Linked DNA regions of Homo sapiens: region 1 is linked to region 2. A link is an interaction called in ENCODE POLR2A ChIA-PET data of the cell type or tissue named here. Cell type or tissue: OCI-LY7. All regions are shown on one strand.

Region 1 (4,000 bases), 180 kb before region 2:
ATGTAGAATAGATCAGACTTGGTGGCCTAAGTGTGAAAATTAGGATTTTTAAAGATGGCTGCAATTGTTGGTAGAAGTTTTAGTCACAGACTTTGGGATACAGGAGGAGGAACAGGTAATTTTAAAGGTGTAAGGAGGAAGATGATGAGTTTAGTTTGAGATGCCATTAAGACCTAGCGATGGAGAAGTTTGGGAGGAACTTGGATATGTAGCTTTTGAGTTCCTGGAAGAAGTCTAGGCTGGAGATACAGAAATGAGAAAGGATAAGTGTGAGGAAACTAAGGCTTTAATAGGATAAGTAATTTAGCTGAAGTACACATGTTAGAGCTGAAATCTGAACTCAAGGTTTAGTTTATTATTTCTCTCTTTAAAAAAATAGCGTTATTGAAATCTGACATTCATACAGAAAAGTGCACATATCCTAAATGTGTAAATTTGATGAGTTTTCGCAAACTGAACACACCAGTGTAACCAAGTACCCACATCAAGAAAAAGAACATTACCAGCACTCTGGAAGCTTCATATGTGCTACCCATCTTGCTTGATTTTTAACAGCATAGATCAGTTTTGCTTGTTTTTGCTACTAATGTATGGCCCATTTGGTTTTGCATCTTGTATCATTTGAAGGCACGAAATAGGGATAAAGCCATTCTTCTTGGGAATGTGCAGGGAGAAAGTGTGAGGAAATCAGAGATGGAAGTTCGGGGAATATTTAAGGTATAGGTGGAATGAGAGTTTGAAATTGAGATTGAAAAGAACGGAGACATATGAGGGAAACGCATAAAGGACTGACATTAGCAGAAATCAAGGAAAGGGAGTTTTGAGAATGGAAGGGTGAGTTACCATGCCAGATTTGTAGAATGAACAAGAAGGTTAAACAGGGCTGAGTTTTTTGTTTTTTTTTTTTTTTTGAGATGGAGTCTCACTCTGTTGCCCAGGCTGGAGTGCAGTGGAGCAATCTCGGCTCACTGCAAGGTCTGTCTCCCGGGTTCATGCCATTCTCCTGCCTCAGCCTCTCGAGTAGCTGGGACTACAGGCGCCCGCCACCACACCCGGCTAATTTTTTTTTTTTGTATTTTTAGTAGAGACGGGGTTTCACCGTGTTAGCCAGTATGGTCTCAGTCTCCTGACCTCGTGATCCGCCTGCCTTGGCCTCCCAAAGTGCTGGGATTACAGGTGTGAGCCACCGCGCCTGGCCAAACAGGGCTCAGTTTTTAAGAAACCATCTGTGACTTAGGGAGGACAGTTTCAGTGGAGTGAACTCAAGTTAGATGCAGTGTTTTGGGAAATTGATAGAAGATGAGGTGGTGGAGATGTCAAATGTGGACAGCCTTCACTGGAGAAAGGAAGCATAGAGAGAAGACTTAACTGGAAGGGGACATACTTTTTTTTTTTTTTTTTTTTAACTTGGAGAATTTTGCAAGGAGGGGCAATAGTTGGAATAATTTTGGGTTTTATTGTGTTGTAAAGAGGTTTTGTGAACTCCAAAGTGTTTTAAACCACTTTTATTATTATTATCATTAAAGGATGACAATAATGGTATGCTACAGGGGACATGGAAAGGAAAGCCAGTAGGTAAAGTGGTTTTTAGCTTTAGTTAGGTGGGTGTTGAAAGTGACTGAGTGTATGAATTTTTAAAAAGTGATTTTGGGATGGATTACACTTGCTACCTTTTGTCAACTGATTTTTAAAAACTTTCTGAATTGTAGGAGATTAGAATTAAAGGGATCATTTTGAAGTGATAACTAGAAAATAACTGTGGTACCATGGAGAAAACTAAATTAATAACTGCCCACTCTGGCTACCAATCAGGCTATTAGCCTGTAAAGCAAAAGTTTGATGGGAAATTATTTTTTAACTCTCCCTTGGTTAGCTGACTTTTCTTTAGAATTGTATTTCTAAATTTCCTTTCTACTTTTTAAATTGGTAGAAGGGACAAATGAGAATACCTGAGTAAAGGCCCTATTTACAGAGCACAAATTGAGTTAATTTGATTAGCTTACTAGTACTCTTTAAAATACTTTTTATTATTTGAGTAATAAATATTCCAAGAAGAAAAATTTAGAGATACAGATAAGCAAAAATGAAGAAAATAAAAATAACCATATAATCTTTTAGACTTTTTAATATCCATACATGCATATACAAATTTTGATATTTAATGAGAAAAACATCAAAGCCACTTGACCAAAAAGCACCCTTTTAAATTCGAGGAGAAAAGGCAGCAAAAGATAACATTTGTGAGCATATATCAATTTCCAAGTTCCAATAAATACCTCCCTCAAAAACAAGATTAAAAAAAAGTTTAAATTCACTTATTATTCATTTATTCATTAACTACTTTTTTCAGCATCCTGCTCTGTGCCAGGCACTGTATAAGGCAGTGGGCAAGGTAAACCCTGCCAGAAAAGCAAACAGGGCTTTTGGCATAGCGCCAATTTTGTGCTTGGAAGAAGTCCAGTGAGGCTGTGATAGTTTCTAGAAGCAAAAAATTCAGTAGTGCCGTAGAGTGTGTGTGTGTGTGTGTGTGTGTGTGTGTGTGTGTGTGTGTGTGTTTCAGGGTAGTAGGATGTTTTTGGAAAAGTGGTAGAGGCTACAGAAATAAGCAATGACTAATTCTTGAAAGCCAGCCTAAGAATTATGAATTCATCCTGAGGCCAGTGGGGCCCACTCTTAAGATTGGGCAGCGACTTGATCCGAGTTTGTTTTCTACCAACTTGAGAACAGGAAACAATCTGAAATACTCGTTTCATTTTACCCAGGTGTAATAAAACACAGAAGGATTGATAAATACGTTTTGTCATTTTTAAGAGGATAAGCTTAATCTCAGAGGAGAGCAAATGCACATATAGAAATGATAAAGTATGGTTATCGATGTTCTATTTTATCTAATATTTTATGGTAAAATTTATATTTTGCTCTGTCAATAGGGAAGTTTATAAAATGTTGTGAGTTATCATTTGTAAAGCATGAATTCTTTATTAAAATTATCTTATTATTTAAAAATATACAGTCAGTCCTCTCTGTGGGTTCTACATCCGAGGATTCAACCAATAGTGGATTAAAAATATTCGAAAATCAAAAATGGATGGTTGCATATTCACTGATCAGTGTAGATTTTTCTTCTTGTCATTAATCTCTAAACAATACAGTATAAGAACTGTTTACATAGCATTTATATTAGGTGTTGTAAGTAATCTAGAGATGATTTAAAGTATAGGGAAGGATGTACATAGGTTATATGCAAATGCTACACCATTTTATGTAAGGGACTTGAGCATCCATTGATTTTGGTATCTGCAGTGGGTGGGGGGTGACCCTGGAACAAATCCCCCATGGATGTGGAAGGATGACTGTATTTAAATTTAAAATTTAAGTAATAAAAAAGTCCTATGTTATATATTACTAATAGTGTATTTCTACGTAAATCTCATGATTGTCTTATCAGAGCTTTGAAATGCAACTGATAGTATTTAGGGCTATTTATTTTTTGTTGTAGTTATCAAAGATACAATAAATTAGGTTTATCTCTATATATTTAATATAATTTGCAACATCCAGCATGAGAGGAATTAACTAAAGTTTGCAGCCATTGCTGTTCTAAGCAAAATTCTTAAGTGCTTTGATCATTAATTTAGCATGCTTAATATTCATTTAAAATCGGCAGTGAGGAGCATATGCAGGTCAACTTGATTTTTCTTTTCTCTTTTTTTTTTTTTTTTTTTTTTGAGATGGAGTCTTGCTCTGTCTCCCAGGCTGGAGTGCAGTGGCACGATCTCGGCTCACTGCAAGCTCCTCCTCCCGGGTTCACACCATTATCCTGCCTCAGCCTCCTGAGTAGCTGGGACTACAGGTGCCCACCTCCACGCCCGGCTAGTTTTTTGTGTTTTTAGTAGAGACAGAGTTTCACCGTGTTAGCCAGGATGGTCTTGATCTCCTGACCTCATGATCTGCCCGCCTCGGCCTCCCAAAGTGATGGCATTACAGGCGTGAGCCACCG
Region 2 (4,000 bases):
ATAATGTTTTATATTAGTGATTTATTTTTAATTAGAAAAATTAAATTTATTTTGCTATAAATAAAGTCTGTACTTTATTATAGAAGTGGAGGACCTTGTTTTGTAAGAAATCACAATTATTTCTTTAAACAAGGCAAAGAAATTTTATTTGGTCAAAAATAATCAGAAATTACAGAAAGCAATATTGAGTGAAGTACTGTTATTAACCAGATGAAACTTAAAGTAGTTTTACTGTGGTATTCTACTGCAACATCTGCACGGTGGCACTACCCAGATGCTCACTATAAAGTTCAATGGCTCCTGACAAGCATTAAGTTCCTTTCAGTGGCTGTACTATGTTAGGAGTCATTGAAACAGAAGAGAAATCAGATTTTACCAAAGTTTATCTCTTAAGTCAACACATTTTTATTTAAATTATCATCATGAATGGTATTTATTATCTCTATAATGACCAAATCAGTTGTTGAGAGCTATCTTAGTATAAAAGCTTAGGATACAAATTACTGGCTTGCCCATAAACTGTCATGCAAAACAAACAAACCAAAGCAAATAACAATTCTAAACCTCTTTTTCTATTTGTCCTTTAAATATAAGTCAAAAAGGCTAGTGGTTTATTAGCTATAACTAAAATATAATTTGTAGGAGGAATTTTTATGTAACCATTGTTAAAAACAAATTAATTCAATAGAGAATGAGCCTCAGAGCAAGAATATATGTGGATATACATAGTGTTTTTATGTGAAATATAAAATTTGAGCCTTTGTGTTAATTAAATATATAATTATTATCTAAAATTAAATAAATATAATTATATATTTAAAATTGTACATACTTGTGCATTATTTTATTCAGCCATTCCACTAACTAGTATGACCATGAATAATGAAATGGTTTTGAATGAAAGAATGTCAGTAATAGGCATATTTACAAGAAATTTCATGTTAATTAAATCCATTATGTTACAGAATTTTTTAAGGAGAAGTGGTAGAAGTCCCACTTATGATTGTTTGACAATGGACTAAAAAAGTCTACACATTGTTGGGACCAAGCATCACTGGCCATAGATGTGTCAGATGTCCTAATGGATCTTATTTATATCTAATTTTTATTATTCAAGTTGATTTTAATCATAATGTAGACCGGAATCTGTTTTTGTTACTTATGCAAGCACTCTCTTTTTTTAAAATTAATGGATTTCTCATTTATTCAGGAAGTCTCTAATGGCATTTGGGGGAGGGGAAGTTTATTAGTTCCTTCCTGAGTAATGCAGTTTTTATTTCTTGTTGAAACTGTGGTCTCAGCCAAAAATCAGTGTTGGGTGGAAGAAAGTATTAATAAAAAAGGGTAGGAGAGAAGGAGGGAAAGAAAGCAGGAAAGGATAAAGGTAGGAAAGGATGGTAAGAAAAGAAGAGAAAGCAAAAAAGGAAAACAAGAAAGTTAACTATACAAACATTTAGTTCACTTGTATAAAAAGTAAATACATTGTAAATTGTTCTGCTGAAACAACAACATCCTGTCCTTATCTCACTTCTACACCCTGCTGCCTCTATTTCCTGCTGCCCTGATGATGATATTTTATTTATATATAAATATATGAAGCAATATGTATATTTTGATGATGTTTGTTACTGAATTTCTAAGTAATTGAAACATAAAGGAGAATTATTCTGGTTATAAATTTTTCTGAGTTTTTATATGATTACTGGAAAATAGCTAGCCATTTCTATAACTTTATAAGTTTACTTCAGTAATGATATTTTTCTGATGCTATGAGTTAAGAAAATGTCCAGCCCAAGTCTGGGGTTTAGGGAGTAGCTAGTATGTAGTGTGTGGAGAGGTGCAGGGTGGAGTGTATCACAATCCTGCTATTTCCCTTATAAAATAAACTTGTTTCTGAAAGATTCTTATATTTTTAGAATTGATCTCTCAGCCTTTGTAATTTTTATAAATATTTAACTTGTCTAGAGAAAATAAAACATAAAAGGTAGTTACAGAGAGTAGGGTCACAAGTGAAAGAATAGGTTTTGCATGTACATTTCGTGTTGGCTCTACTTAACCTTACAATCCATATTGAGGAAGGTAAATTCAATATTGCTGTTAATCAAATCACTGAGCTTAAGTGACTCACCCAAGGCCTCATGGACAATGGACAATTGTTAGGGTTGAATGAGAATTCATACCTCCTCTTCCGATTCTCAGCAGTCATGGAGTCTCATTATCATCCTCATTTCCTGAACTGCTACTGTGCTGGAAGTACTCCTGACAGTTTGTATCCTCCCTCAGAAGCTGTGACCTATTTTTAATGTTGCTTTTTCAGGTAAAGAGATAATATTACATGCTGTGTAATATTATCCATTGCTGTATAAATGGATGAAGAAGAATTTATAAATTCCAGACCTACTTAGCATTTTCATGCTCTTTATAATTACTAAAAGTCTATCACTATTTGAGTCACAGGTTAACTTAAAAAAATTAAAGAATCCAAAACTGTATTTTTGTTCTACCAATTCCTCTTCACATGCACACCTTTACATTATTTTCTGTAAATCCTGTTTTACTTTGGGTTTTTTTTTTTCTTCTTTCTTTTTTCTTTTTTTTTTTTAAGAGACATAGTCTTGCTCTGTTGCCCAGGCTGGAGTGCAGTGGTGTGATCTCAGCTCACTGCATCCTCTGCCTCCTGGGTTCAAGTGAGTCTTGTGCCTCAGCCTCCCAAGTAGGTGGGATTATGGGCATGTGTCGTCACACCTGGCTAATTTTTGTATTTTAGTAGAGACAGGGTTTTACCATGTTGGTCAGGCTGGTCTCAAACTCCTGTCCTCAAGTGATCCACCCACCTGGGCCTCCCAAAATTTTGGGATCACCAGACATGAGCCACCGTGCCCGGCCTTTACTTTGTTTTGACTGTAAATTTCTGGTTTCTTAATACAGTTTCCGATGATAATTAAATATTAGGTTCACTCTACTTCTTAACTATAGATATTTATTCTAAATACATATTATATGAACCCAGCTATGTCATATGGATTTGAGAACTAGCATTAAACATACTTTTAGGCTCTTGTTTGCTTATTTATCTCTCTATACAAGAATTAGCACAAATATTCATATACTCACTAACCAAGATAATGTTATTAATTTTATGCTACAAAACAAAATAAGCCATATCCAATATTTTCCTAATGTCAAGTGAATGTAACTAAAAAAGGAATGTAAGTGAGATCACAGTGTGTGAAGTGTGAGTTGATACACTGATACCTTTTATGATTCAATTAAATGTTTTCTGAAAATAGCCTCTTCAAATTCTTAGAAATTTCCTAAGAAATGTACAATAAGCATCAAAATGTGTAATTACTTTAGATCTATTTAATAGTTGTCAACATTTTAAAATAATAGTCTTGTAGATATTTTTTAAGTACCAGGACAATGACATAAAAATAAGCATAAATTGTAACTGTCTCTAAATTTAATAAAGTATACATTTTTACATTCCACAAAACTTAATTTTAATTGTTTTCAGCACTGACATATAATTACTAAATGTCACGTGACCAACAAAAAATTTAAATAAGATTTAAGTTGAGAGCTTTACTGGAAGAAATGCAGTTACATTTCTTTTAAATATTTTAGTAAATAAGTAATAAATACTTTTATTTTAATAAATAACAGAATGCAAGTGGAAAATTGCCGCCTGGAATCACTTGTTGTTCAAGCCTTCCCATTGAGAAAGACTGATTGTAGACTGACTGTCAGCATTTTAGAGGTTAATGCTATATAAAAGTATTTGCATTTCTAAAACTTTTTAAATCATGAGTATGATAAAATTCCAAAAATGGATACCTAAGGTGCTTCACTTGAAATACCATTAATTAGGAAAACTGTGATTATGCTTATGTTGAATATCTTCTGCAAATAAAATTATCAGATTTATTGTTATCAAGCAGATACATATACTTAAGAAAAATAAGGTCTTGTTTTTCTAATTCCCAAAACCAAATGTATT

Evidence for each region. ChIA-PET counts read pairs that join two places held together with the same protein. Peaks named below come from ENCODE experiments on the same cell type or tissue, not always from the same donor. Only the 100,000 strongest peaks of a DNase experiment are listed, where the experiment ranks them.
Region 1: POLR2A ChIA-PET joins it to region 2 with 5 read pairs; 1 of 35 experiments calls an interaction of 5 or more read pairs at or near these places.

What each region holds. Positions count from the first base shown.
Region 1 is chr5:81,734,699-81,738,698 of GRCh38, reverse strand. The region is part of intron 1 of SSBP2 (single stranded DNA binding protein 2); the gene reads left to right. Among named protein-coding and RNA genes, the nearest start is that of SSBP2, 14 kb to the left of the region's middle. In OCI-LY7, no CTCF peak of the experiment used is centred here; a DNase peak (open chromatin) is centred at 2,418.
Region 2 is chr5:81,551,242-81,555,241 of GRCh38, reverse strand. The region is part of intron 4 of SSBP2 (single stranded DNA binding protein 2); the gene reads left to right. Among named protein-coding and RNA genes, the nearest start is that of ACOT12, 160 kb to the right of the region's middle. In OCI-LY7, no CTCF peak of the experiment used is centred here; no DNase peak of the experiment used is centred here; H3K27ac peaks cover 499 bases.